Linked DNA regions of Homo sapiens: region 2 is linked to region 1. A link is an interaction called in ENCODE POLR2A ChIA-PET data of the cell type or tissue named here. Cell type or tissue: K562. All regions are shown on one strand.

What was found. ChIA-PET counts read pairs that join two places held together with the same protein. Peaks named below come from ENCODE experiments on the same cell type or tissue, not always from the same donor. Only the 100,000 strongest peaks of a DNase experiment are listed, where the experiment ranks them.
Region 2: POLR2A ChIA-PET joins it to region 1 with 10 read pairs; 2 of 35 experiments call an interaction of 5 or more read pairs at or near these places.

What each region holds. Positions count from the first base shown.
Region 1 is chr6:43,735,539-43,743,538 of GRCh38, reverse strand. No RefSeq gene overlaps it. Among named protein-coding and RNA genes, the nearest start is that of VEGFA, 31 kb to the left of the region's middle. In K562, no CTCF peak of the experiment used is centred here; a DNase peak (open chromatin) is centred at 3,745.
Region 2 is chr6:43,208,604-43,216,603 of GRCh38, reverse strand. CUL9 (cullin 9) reads right to left here. Exons shown (of 41, transcript NM_015089.4): 27 at 3,310-3,455; 28 at 3,037-3,166; 29 at 2,692-2,891; 30 at 1,278-1,525; 31 at 101-446. Among named protein-coding and RNA genes, the nearest start is that of DNPH1, 17 kb to the left of the region's middle. In K562, a CTCF peak has its summit at 4,384 (motif pointing left); no DNase peak of the experiment used is centred here.

The sequences.
Region 1 (8,000 bases):
GTCTCAACGCACACAGGTCCCCAGCCTGACCCTTGGCAGCCCACGGCAGCCCACTCAGCCCATAAATGGCCTCATCTCTTAGAGAGCCCAGCAGGATCGTTTCACAACCATGTGTGCTCGACAGAGCCTGTTCTTGGAAAGCTGAGGACGGGACAGCTCAGTTCTGGGTGTTGGAGAGGCCTCAGCCCCTGGGGTCTGCATTTGAACCATAAACAACCGTGGGCCTGCTTGGGTAGCAGGGGGAGTGAGGACAAGGTTAGCCGGTGCTCTGCAGCTGGAGGGGAGCAAAGGGCCCCCTGCAAGAGCTCACCACACACTGTTCCCTCTTCAGGGGGACACCCCAGTCTGATGAAGGACAGGCACACCACAGGTCTCCACTGGATGAAGCTGGGATTCAAGGCAAGAGGGATGTGGTGTGGTGGGGGCAGGGGGACATTATAGCCCAGCAGGCTGAGAGGGTTCTGAGGGCAGGGCCACCCCACCGCCTATCACAGTGCCTAGCTCCCCAATAGCACACCACACAAATTTGGGAGGTAAAATGCTATGAATTAAAGGTGAGGCATCAGTATCCTAGTGCCAGATCACCAGTCCTTTTACAACTGGTAGCTGGCCACGTGAGACGGGACAGGTAGGCAGGAAAGAAGCCCAGACCACAGGAGGGAACAATTTGCAGGGTATACACTATATTCTGAGAGCACTAAGAAACAGGGCAGGAAAGCTGAGTGGAGGACAGACGTTTTCAAAGAAAGTTTTCTGGAGAAGGGGCTTGAAACCTGTTTTGAAAGAAAGGGAAAGAGAGGAATTTTGCACAGCACAGAACCAAGACTGTCCTGGCAGAGGGAGCAGGCTCTACAAAGGCCTAGAAGTGCCTGGGAAATGAAGATCCCTTCCCCTGTTGCGGGTGAGATTGGGGATGGTGAGAGAAGCAGAGGAGCTGCCACATCTTCAGGCCGATCCCTGGAAAGAAGCCTCTGATGAGGGATCAGGGCCAATCCCCCTTTGATGTGCCAGTTCGAATAGCTGAGCCTGGATGCTCCTAACAGGCAGGGGCCAGGTGGGGGCTGCTGAAGGAGGGACTTAGCACAGAGACTGTCATGGTGCAGGTGTTCAATAAGTGTCTTAATGAATGGATTGATTGGATGATTGATTGATTGACTGACTCATAGGGGTAATAAGTCAGGGGCCTCACTTTTCTGGGGAACTGGCAAAGGCAGCCTTTGGGCTCAGGCCCCTTCTGATGCCTCCAAAGGTTATAGAGACACTGCAGACTTCACACATGGAACGGCCCCTCCTCCAGGCTGCCTCCTCAGCTTTCCTGGCACCTCTGACTCTAGCCACTGGTGTCCTCAGACCTTAGCCTCTAGAACAATGAAAGATTCGGGAGCTGAAGGACTTTCATATACATATAAAGTCCTTGTACATATAATAGCAACAGCAATAATAGTTAACATTTAATGACAGTTTACTTTATACCAGGTACTGTGCTGATGGCTTTACATCATCTTTTACATCATACATTTATGCCTAATCTCAGAAACCTCAGTAAACACTTCTAAGTAAACACTACAAGATGCAGAACACTATGGACACTATGTCCAAGACAAATGTTGATAGAAATGTTTTTAACTTTATTTTGATTCTCTGACACACATTTTCCACATTTAACATCTGAACTCAGGATGTTCCCCGGGATCAATAACAAAAAGGCACTGTGTCAGAGTTTAATTAGCAGCGGTTTTCCTTCTTAGTGGTGTGTAATTTAATTGTGCGTCTTGCTTTTGATGAAATACAGTTGATTATGTATGAGGTCTAGGTAACTGACCACCTGCCCCTTTCAGCCAACACTGGACGACATAGAGTGTGTGTTTCTCTGATTCCAAACGTGGTTTCTGGGGACAGAGGCTCTGTCTTGGGAGGCTGTCTGTTAGCCTGGGAGGCTGTCTGTTTTCCCTTCCCAGAGCTCCCAATAGCCCCCAGCCCAGCATCCCCAACTCAGGAGGCCTGGTAGATATGGGGTGATAATGATGGGCCTGGAAAACCTTGGGCCTCCCAACAAAGCCCTTTTTTATGCAGCATAGAAGGGGAAGGCTTAGAGAAGCTGCTCTCGGCAGCCTCAGGGAGGAATGGAGGTAAAAGGGAAGGAATGAGATTGCTCCACACTTCACTGGGAACCTCTGGACCAGTGGAAATAATGCAGGCCAGCACTTGGCCACAGGGACCAGGAGCCAATTACAAATGCTTAGCAAACGCTGACCCCTGCCTCCTCCTGCACTTGCTATGCTTACCTGCCAAAATGTGTTCTCTTTGGCCTTTCCCTCTGCCCTCATGCTGGCCCAGGAGGGGAGGCAGGAGCAAGTGAGGAAGTGATCTGCCCCATTGGAGAGCAGAGGAAACTGAGGGCTCGAGGGCCCCTGGCCTGGATCCTGGGCCTTCATTGCTCCATTCCAGCAGAGGTGCCCTGAGCTGGGTGCCTGGGACTACCCTCTGAGGACCCCTCAGCAGGGGATTTCCGGGGTGGCAAGGGTGAAAGGAAGGGAGAAGTGTCTCTTGCCAGGGACTCTCCCACTTGGTCAGGACATTGCCACCACCTCCTCCTCCTATCCCTCTTTTCCCAGGACTCCTCCCCTCAGAAGCCTGTCTTCACCCTCCTCCATTTCCCAGAAGCTGTGTCCTGGGGTCCCAGTGGTCCCTAGACACCCACCGACCAGTGCTTTAGGAGCCTAGGCTCAGCCTGGTTGTGCAGAAGGACAGAGTCTATCACTTGTCCCCTCCCAGCCAGACCTGGGAGTGGAGGCCTCTGCATCTGCAGTGAGGGCTGGAGGATTAGAGTTTTTAATGAGGACCAAGACCAGGGTCTTAAGGGGTTAGAGAAGGGAGCTTTCATCCTGGCCTGGTGGGGGAGGGGAGGCCGGGGTCCCGTGCTAGGCTTCCCAAGCCCAGTCTTTCAGCACCTCCTCCCCACTCCACTGCCTTGGGAGGCCCAGTGATGGATCCTGCTGGGGTGTAGGTGGGAGGCCCCTCCTGTCCATGCCCCACCAGGACGCTGCAGCCAGGGCCTCCCTGAGCCACGTGATCAGGATCCCACTCATAGCTGGGGGTCTGGGAGACAAAGCTGTCCCTCCTTCCTGTCTTACACCATGTGCCCCTGCAGGCAGATTTCAGAGGTATCTTACCCTCTCTCCTGACCACGGGGAGTAAGGAGTAGGTCAATAACCAACCTGGGGCTCCTATGCCCCTGCCTAGTGAAAATGACCCATACCAATGCTAAGAGCTATCCAGGTATTAACTCACATAATTCCTCTCTGGGGAACTGAGGCCCAAAGAGGCCAATAACTGGCAGTCACACCCAGGGAGTCTGACTCTAGAGCTTGTAAATGTCTAGTTCAGTTATCTCTCCAGGTCACATCTTGGATTTGAGGCCTGAATCCTGAGGTTGGAGCTGAGTGAGTGTCTCTGGGGGTGCAGTAGTACAGGAGCTGGGGGTTGACCCAGGAGTGGGGAGTCTCCACCTGGTATGGGCACAGAGCTGGTCCCCAACCTGCCAGGACTATCCCAGTTCCCACCTGGAGGACACAGGGCTGGCAGGGAGACATGTGTCTATTTGCTTGTGTCCCTCCCAGTGTGGTGGGATCGCGTTGTAGGTGGAGCTGCCCTTGGGGTTGTCAGCTGAGCCTGGGCTCCACCGTCCCAGCCCACTCCACAGGGATGCAAGGAGACACCAGGTGGCAGGAAGGCAGTGTCTCCACAAGCCCAGAATCTCTCTGTGAACACTAACCTAGGCACAGAGCCAAGTGATAAGGGCCATATCTTCTCACCATCATATCTCCTGCCCCCGGCACAATGCCTGGCTATCAAAGACACTCAGTAACTGCTAAATGAATGACTGAGAAACATAAAGATCAATGGGGCACGGATCTGGCCTCCAAGAGGTGACACTCCAACAGGACAGTCAGTCATGTAGACACTAACTGTAACACAAGACAGAAAGAATGCAGTAGGAACTCAGCTGAGGGAGAGATTAATTCCAGCTGTGGGACTAGGGAAGGCTTCCCGGAGGAGGCAACATTTGAGCCGTCTAATAATAATAGTGATGATGACGGTTTATACCTATTGAATGCTATGTGTCTGGCATACTTCTCAGTGCTTTGCATATATTAACACATTCATTCTTCATATTACCACCAGATGTGGATACTATTAATATATCCATTTTACAGATGAGAAAACTGAGGCCCAAAGCCATGTAGCTATAATAAATGAGCAGAGCCATAATTTGAGCCCGATTCTGGCACAGAGGCAGGTATAGGACAGTCCTATACAACGGAATGGCAAAAAGTACAGTTTGGCTGGATGAGGAGGTTGCAAACTGGCACCCCGTGGACCACATCCCGTCCTCAGACATGTTCTGTCTGGCCCACCCGCATTGGCCTGCACAGCGTCCTCAGAAAAGGTGCAGCCCATCACCAAAGCCAGAAGGTAAACAGTGGAGTGGGGGTGGGAGGATGGGCTTTGGAGTCTTAAATTCCAGAAATGCAACAACCATTGAGAAGTTGAGTAGCACACCTCCTCCCATCGCCCCACCCTCATCCCCATCCTTTTCTGCCCCAGTCCACTTCCCTTGTCCCCAGTTACCTGTCTAGTTCCTGAAGACATTTAAGTTTGAGAACCTGGAGTCAAGCCCAGGGCACGGAAGGGAGCAGCAGCAGATAACCACGGGAAGGTACCTTGAGGTCTGAACACAAAGGGCCTTGAACACTGACCGGGTTAAAAAATAGGGGCTTCATGTCGGCAATAGCTCTGTAACTGCAGCCCCTCTAACCACCAGCAGTGTGGCAAGAAGGGCATGCATACACACACACTCACACACCATACTCACAGACACACCACACACACACAGACACCCCCACACACACGCACAGGCACACACACACACAGACACACACACACCGACACCACACACACACCACAGACACACACACAGACACCACACACACACACAGACACCACACACACACGCAGACACCACACACAGGCACATACACACACAGACTCACACACACACAGATACCACACACACACACAGACACCACACACACACACAGGCAACACACACACACACACACACAGGCAACACACACACACACATAGATGCCACACATACAGACACACACAGACACACAGACACCATACACACTCACATACACAGACACCACACACACACACACAGAGACACCACACAACAGATACACACACAGAGACACATACAGGTGCCACACACACACACAGATGCCACACGCACAGACACACACACAGACACCACACGCACACACACACAGACATGCACAGATGCAGACACACACAGACACCACACACACCACACACACACAGACACCACACATACACATAGATGCCACACATACAGACACACACACACACACACACACACACACAGGGGCTGAGATGGTCTAAACTGGTGTCAGCTGGATCCTGAGTCTCAGGAGAAATCTGGCACATGTCGTCACAACCCCAGCCTCCCTCTCACATCCCCGCCGCTCCCAAGCCCAGCCCTCAGTGGGACCAGCTGTGGCCACATCAGCTCCCCCTCAGCAGGCTCTCTCTCTCTCTTTTTTTTTTTCCTCTCTCTCTCCTTTGCACAGAAGGGAGTCCCAGAGCCAGTTCCCTTGCCCGGAGATGTTCCCAGCCCCAGGAGCTCCCAACCCCTTTGCAGGCTGGCTGGCCAGAGAGAGAATTTCGGACAGGATTTAGGCCTGGAATTTCCCTCCAAATGGGCGGTGTCGATCAGGTGAGCCAGGTTGCTGGGCTGGGGGCTGAGTGGAAAAATTTTATCTGTCCCAACCCCTTCTCCCGATGACTCAGGCCCACAGTGGCAGTGAGTCTGGGGAGGGAACAAGACAGGAACCCACAAAAAAATTTTCCCTTGTCTCTCTGGCTCTGCCACTGCCCAGCTCCCCTCCCCCATTAAACACACGCCCCACCTCACCACTCACTACAGCCACTGCCCGTACCTGGGCAACAGCCATGGAGCCCACACATCCCAGGCCCTTCCTAGCTCCCCTGGAGCAGGGCTGCTGGCCCACCGCCACTCGGGCCTTCCCCACGCCAGGCAGCCTGGACGGAGAAACGTGTCCCTGATGAAGGCCAGGGTGCACACTGGGGTAGGGTTGCCAAGTGTTACAAATGAAAATACAGGACACCCATGGGCCCATGCAATATTTGAGGCCTACTTATACTAAACATTTATTTTTTGCTTATTCTTTCTATGCAGAAGGGAGTCCCAGAGCTGAGGACTCTGAAATTCATATTTAACTGAGAAGCCTGTATTTTATCTGGCAACCTCTTGTGAGGGGCAGGGGTGGGGGTGGGGAATACCTAAGGCACCCTCTACACCCAGGATCACCCATTGTGCAAGACCTTCCTGTGCCCCCACCGTGTCACCCTACAAGGCCTTTGGCCTCAGGGCCTCTCTCAGCCCTTCCAAGCCCCCAGGCACCAGACTCTCTGAAAAGGAGAACCCCGGCACCCCAAATCAACACCAGACAGGGAGCCAGCAAGGATGTGGTGGAGGAATTTTTGGGGAGTGATTGTGCCTCAGGATACTCCATGCCCACAGCCTCCAGCTTCAGCTGGAAGGCCACAGTGGGGAAGGGGGCCCACAGCTCCAGGGGACCTCTTAGACACCCCTGTCTTCTACTCTCTTAAGTTTCTGCCCAAATCTGCCCCTCACCCACGGTCTGGTTGAAAGTATGTCTCTTTCCCTCTCTTCTTTTTTACCCCACATCCCTCCCAAAACACTCTTGCCCATGACTTTGTAATATTCCCCATCTCAAAGCCCCAGGTGAGGGGCTTTGTTGAGAAAACAGGGAAGCAGGCAAGAATTGAGTTTCATCAGCCATTTCTTCCTTCACCAGATGAGCACCTCCCATGTGCAGGCACTCTGTTAGGCCCCAGGACAGCAGCACCCAAGGCCTCACAGTGCTCACATCCCGGTGGGAGGCAGAGGACTTTCACCTAGCAGTGAGGGAGGGGCTGAGGCAGATGAGAGAAGGACAAAGGGCCATAGCTGCCTTTGGACTTGCAGATGCACCTAGCCAGCCACTGAGTCTAGGCTGCGGCTGTTGGGGGCTTCTCCCCCTCCTCCTGGGATTTAAATTGGGACTCTGTTGGCCCTAACTGTGGGCTGGCTGGCTCTAACAGTAAGCTCCCTGAGGGCAGGGCCACAGCCTGCCTGCCCCTGTGTCAGATGTTCTCTGGAGATTGAGGTGTTTTGACTCAGGATTGATTGACAATTGTCTTTGTGGCAGCAGCTGCCTCCGGCCTTGGGGTGAGGGATGGGTAGAAGCTAAAGGACCCTCTTGTCCCAGAGACCCACCCTCTCTTTCCTGGAGATTCCCACACCCACCTGCAGTGGAGAGGGCAGGGTCAGGACCCATTGTCCGGATGGAAAGACCAAATCCCAGTGACTCACCTAGAGTCATGCAGCTCATGGGGGAAGGGTAGAACCAGGAGAAGAACCTGGCAGGTTCAGAGCACCCCTCAGGGCTCCCACAGCCTCCCTACCTCCACCCACCTGCAGCCTTGTCTGGTGATGCTGTCTGTTTCAGGCAGCTCAGGCTGTTATAACCAAATACTACAGACTGGGTGGCTTACATAACAGATGTTTATTTCTTCTAGTTCTGGAGGCTGGGAAGTCCAAGATCAAGGTGCTCGTGAATTTGGTTTCTGATGAGGATTCTCTCCTCTTCCTGGCTTGCAGACAGCTGCTTTCTCACAGAGACAGAGAGAGAGAGACAGCCAGAAAACTCTCTGGTATCTTCTTACAGGGGCACTTATCCCACCATGGGGACCCCACCCTCATGACTTCATCTAAACCCAATTACCTCCCAAAGGCCCATCTCCAAATACCATCACACTGGAGTTTAGGGCTCCAACATATGAATTTGAGGGAATACAATTCAGTCCATGTCACTGGGCAAGAGGGA
Region 2 (8,000 bases), 530 kb after region 1:
TGAAAATGGCAGTGCTGGGCTAGAACCCAAGAATTCCCAAGGAATTTTGTTAGGGTAGGGCAGAAAGCCAGGGGCAGGAGCAATGCTGGTGGGGCCTCACCTTACAGCAATAGTGCATGCAGCAGAGAGAGGGCAGGTCGTCGTCACACCCCAGGGGGCTCACACAGACGGGGCAGTGGTCAGGCCGTACGGGTACAGCCTGAGCCTGGTGTACGCACAGCCCAGCTGCCAGCAGCAGTGGCTCAGGGTCCTCACTGTAGCTCTGCAGCAGCTGTTCAGCGCCCCAGTGGGAATGAGCCAAAAGGTGCTGAGCGACATCTGGCTCTAAGTTCAGCGTCTCCTGCACCTGACGCACCGTCTGCTTCATCAACCCTTCTACTTCCTGGGGGCTCATGGTGCGGCCTGCAGGCAGCTGTAGAGATGCCAGGGTAGCCACAGCTTCTGGGCTTGTGGGGAGGGAAGAGACAGAAGTCAGTATTCCTGCCCTGCTATCCAGCCTACTAACTGAACCCCACCTGGCCCCCAGCTCCCTCTTTGAGCATACTTGCTCGCTTGCCTAAGCAGCCTCAGGATAACCACCCAAACCAACCGTCAGAGCAGATCCTCCACAGAAGCACCTGTAAATGTCAGGGTGGGGCTGGCTGTTGCAATGACTGGGGACAAAATAGGTATCTAGGGGTCAGGGTGCTAAGAGACCAATAGCTGATGGGACAGTCCCACTGTAGGTCTCACCCCAAATGGTGGCAGCACCTGTAGTGAGAACAGGAGTCTCCATCCTTACTGCTCAAGTGTGGTCTGTGGACCAGCAGCACAGGCAGCACAGAGAGCTCTGCTGTTAAATCTGCATTTTAACACTGGCGCCATGTTGAGGTTTGAGAAAGATTACTCGCGATAATTCACTTTACACATGATGCAAACAGCAGGCATGAAAAGCAGGGCCATAACAGCTTCCAATGAACATTAAAAAGCTTTAGGGGTGCTGGTTGATTAGAGAAATCCTATGGCAAATTCCTCTGTAGAACAAACTTCCTGAAAGTTTGTATATTTAACTGAGTAGAGTACATAGTTAGCACTCAATACATATTTGCAGGCCTCTGATTGGAAAGGGGTGGTGGTGCTGGGAGGGTCAATAAAAACTACCAAAGTCAGGGAAATAACAGGGATAGGGAAAAGGGGATCAGACAAAGAAAGAAGGGAAGTGTTTCTCCACAAGGGATCTTGGCTTTGGCATGACCACCTCTCCCGCCTCACTGCAAGGGGTCAGGTGCAGTGGCTACCTGGGCTTGGAGGTTTCGCTCTGGCTGCCACAGAAAGGGACATCTGCCTGACCCCGGCAGGGCCCCATGGGCTCTGGAGCGGCATACATCAGGATCTGGGGCCGGTCATCACGCCGTTTCACGTAGCCCTGGCCTAAGAGGTGCAGGATGCAAGAGAGGACATCTGTACTGGTACAGGCCACACCCCCAGCAACAGTGTGGCCCAGGGTTCCAGGAGGATTTGGACCCTTCTGCCAGGCCTCCAGCACCTGGATAGGAGGAAAGAAACAAGAAGTCCACTTTTATGTAGGGAGCAGGCTGCTGGGCTCAATGCCCAGCTCTGCCACTTATTTTTCCCCCCCTTTTTTTTTAAGAGACAGTCTTGCTCTGTCACCCAGGCCAGAGTGCAGTGGCCTGATCACAGCTCACTGCACCCTCAAACTCCTGGACTCAAGTAATCCTCCTGCATGAGCCATGGTGTCTGGCAGCTCTGCCACTTACTAGCTGTGTGATTGTGGATTAGTTACTAAGTTTCTCTCTTTTTTTTTTTTCCCAACAGTCTCACTCTATTGCCCAGGCTGGAGTGCAGTGGCACCATCTCTCACTGCAATCTCTGCCTCCTGGGTTCAAGTGATTCTACCGCCTCAGCCTCCCAAGTAACTGGGACTACAAGTGTGCACCACCACGCCTGGCTAATTTTTGTATTTTTAGTAGAGATGGGGTTTCATCATATTGGCCAGGCTGGTCACGAATTCCTGACCTCAAGTGATCCACCCACCTCAGCCTCCCAAAGTGCTAGGATTACAGGCATGAGCCACCGCGCCCGGCCACTACTAAGTTTCTCATACTTCACTGTTCTTATCTGTCAAATGAAATAAAATAACATTTCTAGGATTGTTGTGAAGATTAAATGATGACTTTTTTTCTTTTTGAGACAGAGTCTTGCTCTGTTGCCCAGGCTGGGGTACAGTGGCAGTCTTGGCTCACTGTAACCTCCGCCTCCTGGGTCAAGCAATTCTCATGCCTCGGCCTCCCAAGTAGCTGGGATTACAGGCATGTGCCACCATGCCCAGCTAATTTTTATATTTTTGGTAGACACAGGGTTTCGCCATGTTGGCCAGGCTGGTATCAAACTCCTGGCCTCAAGTGATCCGCCTGCCTTGGCCTCCCAAAGTGCTAGGATCACAGATATGAGCCACTGTACCTGGCTGGATTAAATGACTTAATCATGCAAACTCTTAGCATAGGGCCTGGTTCATGGTAAACACTCATGCCTTATCTTTATCTGCTGTCTATCTGCTCTGTCAGGAACAGAAAACCCAGATGGAAATGTCACCCTACAGAAGTCTTATATTGAAAGAGTTCACTGTGTTCATCCCCAATCCCAAGCATGACTCCCTCCCTCCGCCAACTTCATGGTCCCCTCTCTGCCTACCAGACAAACCAGCTGATCAATGTGGAGGCCCTTTTCCCCATGGGCTTTGAGAATACGAACAAGAAGACAGCTCAAGAGATTCCTCTTCTGTTCCAGGGTTCGGCCTTCATCCTTCTCTACGTTCAGGTATGCCTGGGGAGGTATCAGCCACAGGGCCTCCCCACTGCGCTGGGGCCCAGGCTCATGAAGCCGCAGCACACCTGGAACCCGCTCCCGGTCAGGTACCAGAGGAGGCAGAGGGACAGATGAATGGGGACTAAGATGACCCCATTCTCACAGTCCCCCCATCTTGAGGGCGACCCCCCGACCAGCAGCAGAGGCTCAGCCCGGCCCCCAATGACCTACCCCCGTGTGGAAAGTCCTGGCCCTCATGCAGGGTCAAAGGGCCATTCCCTGAGGTGAGGGGCACGAGTGCCTGGAGCAGCAGCTCTGGGGAGAGGTCAGAATCCTTCAGCAAGGTCTCTACTGACACCTCCTGATGAGCAGAAACGCCCAGTCAGGAGTCAAAGGAAAGAAAAGGAAGAGGGGAGTAAGGATGAAGGAGGAACAGGGTTTAGGAGGAGAACAGCGACAGATAAGGTAGCAGAGAAGGCAGAGAGAGGCTAAGGGCTGAAGCACCTCTGTCTGATTGAATTTCAGCAGCAGCCACATCTGCACGGTGGACACATGCAGTATCTGCTTCCCAAACTGCAGCTCAGCCCGGCCCAGCCACGTCCACTGCAGTCGCCGATGTGGTCCCATGTCCAGGACTGGATGGTTCTGACCTAGGCAAGTGTCAAGGAGAAGGGTGGAGACACAGAATGGGCGAAACAAGGGGTTTAGGGGTTGAGGTGTCAAGCTTTGCTCCTACTAGTCCCTATGGGGAGGAGGGCCCCAGCATTTTCAGACAGAGAGATACCTTGTCAAGCTTCCAGATCTCAGCCTTCCCTGCGCCTGCCTCCCTGATGAGCCACGGGTATCTAGGAGCCCATCCCTAGACCCAGCGCCTAGCCCTGAGCCAGGCAGGTTCCATGCAAAAACACCAGAGAGAAAACACTTGCATTTTGCCCTCAAGGAGCTCACAGTTTTAAAGACCCACTGGGCTGGATCTCTTCCTCCTCCTGTTTCACAGCTCAGGCAAGGTGAGCCTGAGACATCTGTTCATACTGGAAAGCAAGGAAGCTGTCAAAGGGAGAGTATTAAAGGGACTAGGAGCCTGCCTGAGAGATGCTGTCTTACCAAAGATGGGACAATTTGAGAATCCAAAAAAAAAAAAATCCACCTGCAATGTGTGATGGAACCACACAAAATATTTTAAAATCTGTGAGTTCATAATGATATATTTTTAAAAGACCTCATTGGTTTTATTTAAAAGTTACTAGAGAACCACCATATTATTTTTAAAATGAGTTAAAAATAATTGGAAGTGGAAACAATCAAGCCTTTCCTGTATAAACCGGACTTCAGGGTAGATAAACAGTTAGTGAAAGGGTTTCTCTTGAAAGCATTCCAGCTAATACATGAAGAAGGAGTGACAGAACTAGATATAACTATTTCAAAACCCCTAATGAAATGATAGACCTAAGCAATGGTAGAAATGCCTGCCTGGTGAAAAGCTGATGGAAAATTACATGTAATGTATAGACAAGACTGACACACTGAAATCCATTGATCCATCTCAACATCACAAAGGGAGACAGGCTGAACCTGCCTCCTGGTGGAAGGACACATACCACCAATGAAGTGTTCTTGCCTGAGAAATCAAACCCAAATCTGAATAAGCCTCTACACCTACAAATCAGTTTTCAGGAAATAAAGGAGACAGAGGAATTATGCTTGAGGACACCACGTGAATGCAATCAGGAAAATCCAGCCTGTGAATGAATAACCCACTTTCCTCCAGAAATAATTGCAAGGAGGATAAAATGGGAGGTGGAAACCTATAGAGTAAGGGAGATGTAAGATAATGCAACCAAATGCAATGCGTGGACCTTGTTTGGATCCTCACTAAACAAAATAACTAACCAAAAAACCCCAAGGCAATCAGGGAAATATGAGCAATGACTGTATACTTCATACAAGGAACTGCAAATTTCTAAATACTTGATAACTGTAGTATCCTTTTTTTTTAAACAAAGAGTACTTATCTTTTAAATTTTGGGGGTGGGGAATAGATGGGGGTACAGATTGAAGCAAGATTGGCCATGAGCTGATATATGTTGGAGTTTAGTCTGTCTACATTTGTATATGCTTGAAATTTACAATAAAAAGACTTTTTAAATGAGGGTGAAAATAACCCTTCTCAGACAAATAAAAAAACTGGTAGGGTTTTCCACCAAACTCCTCAATGAAGACACTTTTTTTTTATTTGTTTTTGAGATGGAGTCTCACTCTGTCCCCCAGGCTGGAGTGCAGTGGCACGATCCCGGCTCACTGCAACCTCCACCTCCCAGGTTCAAGCAATTCTCCTGCCTCAGCCTCCCAAGTGGCTGGGATTACAGGCGTGCACCACCAGGCCTGGCTAATTTTTGTATTTTGAGTAGAGACAGGGTTTCGCCATCTTGGCCAGGCTGCTCTGAAACTCCTGACCTCAGGTGCTCTGTCCGCCTCAGCCTCCCAAAGTGCTGGGATTACAGGCATGAGCCACCGTGGCTGGCCTGAAGATACTTCTAACAGATGTATTTTAAAAAGAAGAAGGACCAAGAGGCAAAGGAAACGGTGACTAAAGCAATTGGCATGGTGGCAAATGTAAATATCCCTGAATAAATAATAATAATGACAATGTTGGAAGTTAAAAAAAGATAATTCTAAAATATGGAACAACAGTAATAACTAATATGGGAGTTAGAGCTGGAGTTAAGATTTTCTAAGGTCCTTTTATTGTTCAGAAAGGTAGGAAGTGATATTAGCCAATCAATGATGCAGGTTAAAAATACAAGGGTATTCAGTTATAGAAATAGAATGCCTAAGTTCTAAAACTGATATAGACAAAAAAGAAATGTTTTAAAAACAATCAATCAATCCAAAAGAAGAAAGAAAAAGATAGCACAAAAACCCAGGGTAGAATCATATGTATATAGGTGTTAAATTTATTCTTCTTTAAATATAAGAAGGGTAAACAAAAACACAAAATAAGAAGTTAGAAACAGTCAATTAATTAATAATAAATTAATTCATTGAGTTTATTATTTATGAATTTATTATGAATTTGTTATTCATAATAAATAGGCTAAAATTGACATCTTAAAAAGAGATTGTCAGGTTGAACAAAAAACAAATTCTAGGTTTTTATAAGACATGTGCCTAAAACATTAAGGGTATGGCAAAGTTAAAAGCAAAACAATCCCAGGGGAAATTCTAACAAAATTAGAATACTGGCATGATTTTAAAGTATCTCCCCCGACAGACTGCTTATTAATTGTAGCAAGGAGAAAAAATATTAACTATATGAGTGGAGAAAGCAAACAATCTCTTGGCTAGGTTGACAAAATTAACAGATAAAGAAGGGGCAGATGAAAACTGTGTGCTCCAGGGTGTAAAGCCTTGGGAAGTACATGCCTGCCACATACTTAGTATTTTGCCTGGGAATGCATAACCTGAATCTAATCACAAGGAAATATCATACAAACTTAAAACAAGGAACCATTTTAAAAATGTCGGCCAGGCATGGTGGCTCACGCCTGTAGTCCCAGACTTTGGCAGGCCAAGGTGGGCAGTTCACAAGGTCAGGAGTTCGAGACCAGACTGGCCAACATGGTGAAACCCCATCTCTACTAAAAATACAAAAATTAGCCAGGCATGGTGGTGGGCACCTGTAATCCCAGCTACTCGGGAGGCTGAGGCAGGAGAATTGGCTTGAGCCTGGGAGGCGGAGGTTGCAGTGAGCTGAGATCGCACCATTGCACACCAGCCTGGGCAACAGAGCAAGCCTCCATCTCAAAAAAATAAATAAAAAATAAAAACAAAATAAAATAAAAAGTACAAAAGGGTCCGGATGCGGTGGCTCATGCCTGTAATCCCAGCACTTTGGGAGGCTGAGGCAGACAGATCACAAGGTCAGGAGTTTGAGAACAGCCTGGCCAATATGGTAAAACCTTGTCTCTACTAAAAATACAAAAAAATTAGCCAGGTGTGGTGGCACACGCCTATGGTCCCAGTTGCTCTGGAGGCTGAGGCAGGAGAATCACTTGAACCCAGGAGGCAGAGGTTGCAGTGAGCTGGGATTGAGCCACTGCACTCCAGTCTGGGCGACAGTGCAAGGCTCTGTCTCAAAAAAAAGAAAGAAAGAAAAGAAAAGGACCGTATTCTCCAGAAATCTCAATGTCATAAAAGACAAAGAAAGAAAGGATGGGGAACTGTTCCAGATTAAAGGAGACTAAAGAGACATGCCAACTAAATGTTAACAGGTGATCCTAGACTGATCCTGTCCTGGACAAAAAAATGAAGTCATAGAAAACATTATGGGTCAGTTGAAAAAATTAGAATGGCCGGGCACGGTGGCTCACGCCTGTAATCCCAGCACTTCAGGAGGCTGAGGCAGGCAAATCACGAGGTCAGGAGATCGAGACCATCCTGGCTAACATGGTGAAACCCTGTCTCTACTAAAAATACAAAAACAAAATTAGCCAGGCGTGGTGGCAGGTACCTGTAGTCCCAGCTACTTGGGAGACTGAGGCGGGAGAATGGTGTGAACCCGGGAGGCAGAGCTTGCAGTGAGCTGAGATCACGCCACTACACTCCAGCCTGGGCGACACAGTGAGACTCCGTTTCCAAAAAAAAAAAAAAAGAAAGAAAGAAAGAAAAAATTAGAATATGGAGGCTGGGCACAGTGGCTCATGTCTGTAATCCCAGCACTTTGGGAGGCTGAGGCAGGAGTTCGAGAACAGCCTGGCCAACATAGTGAAACTCTGTTTCTACAAAAATTAGCTGGGAGTGGTGGTGCACACCTATAGTCCCAGCTACTTGGGAGACTGAGATGGGAGGATCACTTGAGCCTGGGAGGCGGAGGTTGCAGCTAGCCACCTGAGATCGTGACACTGCACTCCAGCCTGGATGACAGAGTGACACCCCCTCTCAAAAAATACAAGTAAAAGGACAAATTGTATACTTTGAATGGTTAAAATGGCAAATGTTACGCTAGATATATTTTACCATAATTTAAAAAAAGGTATGCAAAAGATTAAGAACTTCTCTCCATGCAAAAACAAAAAGCTAAAGATAGAAAAATATAAACTGGAAAGCCAGTAACCAAAGAAAGCTGGTATACTATTAATACCAGAGAAAAACAGACTTCTAGAGAAAAAGCTTTATTAGAAAGAAAGAATGTCACT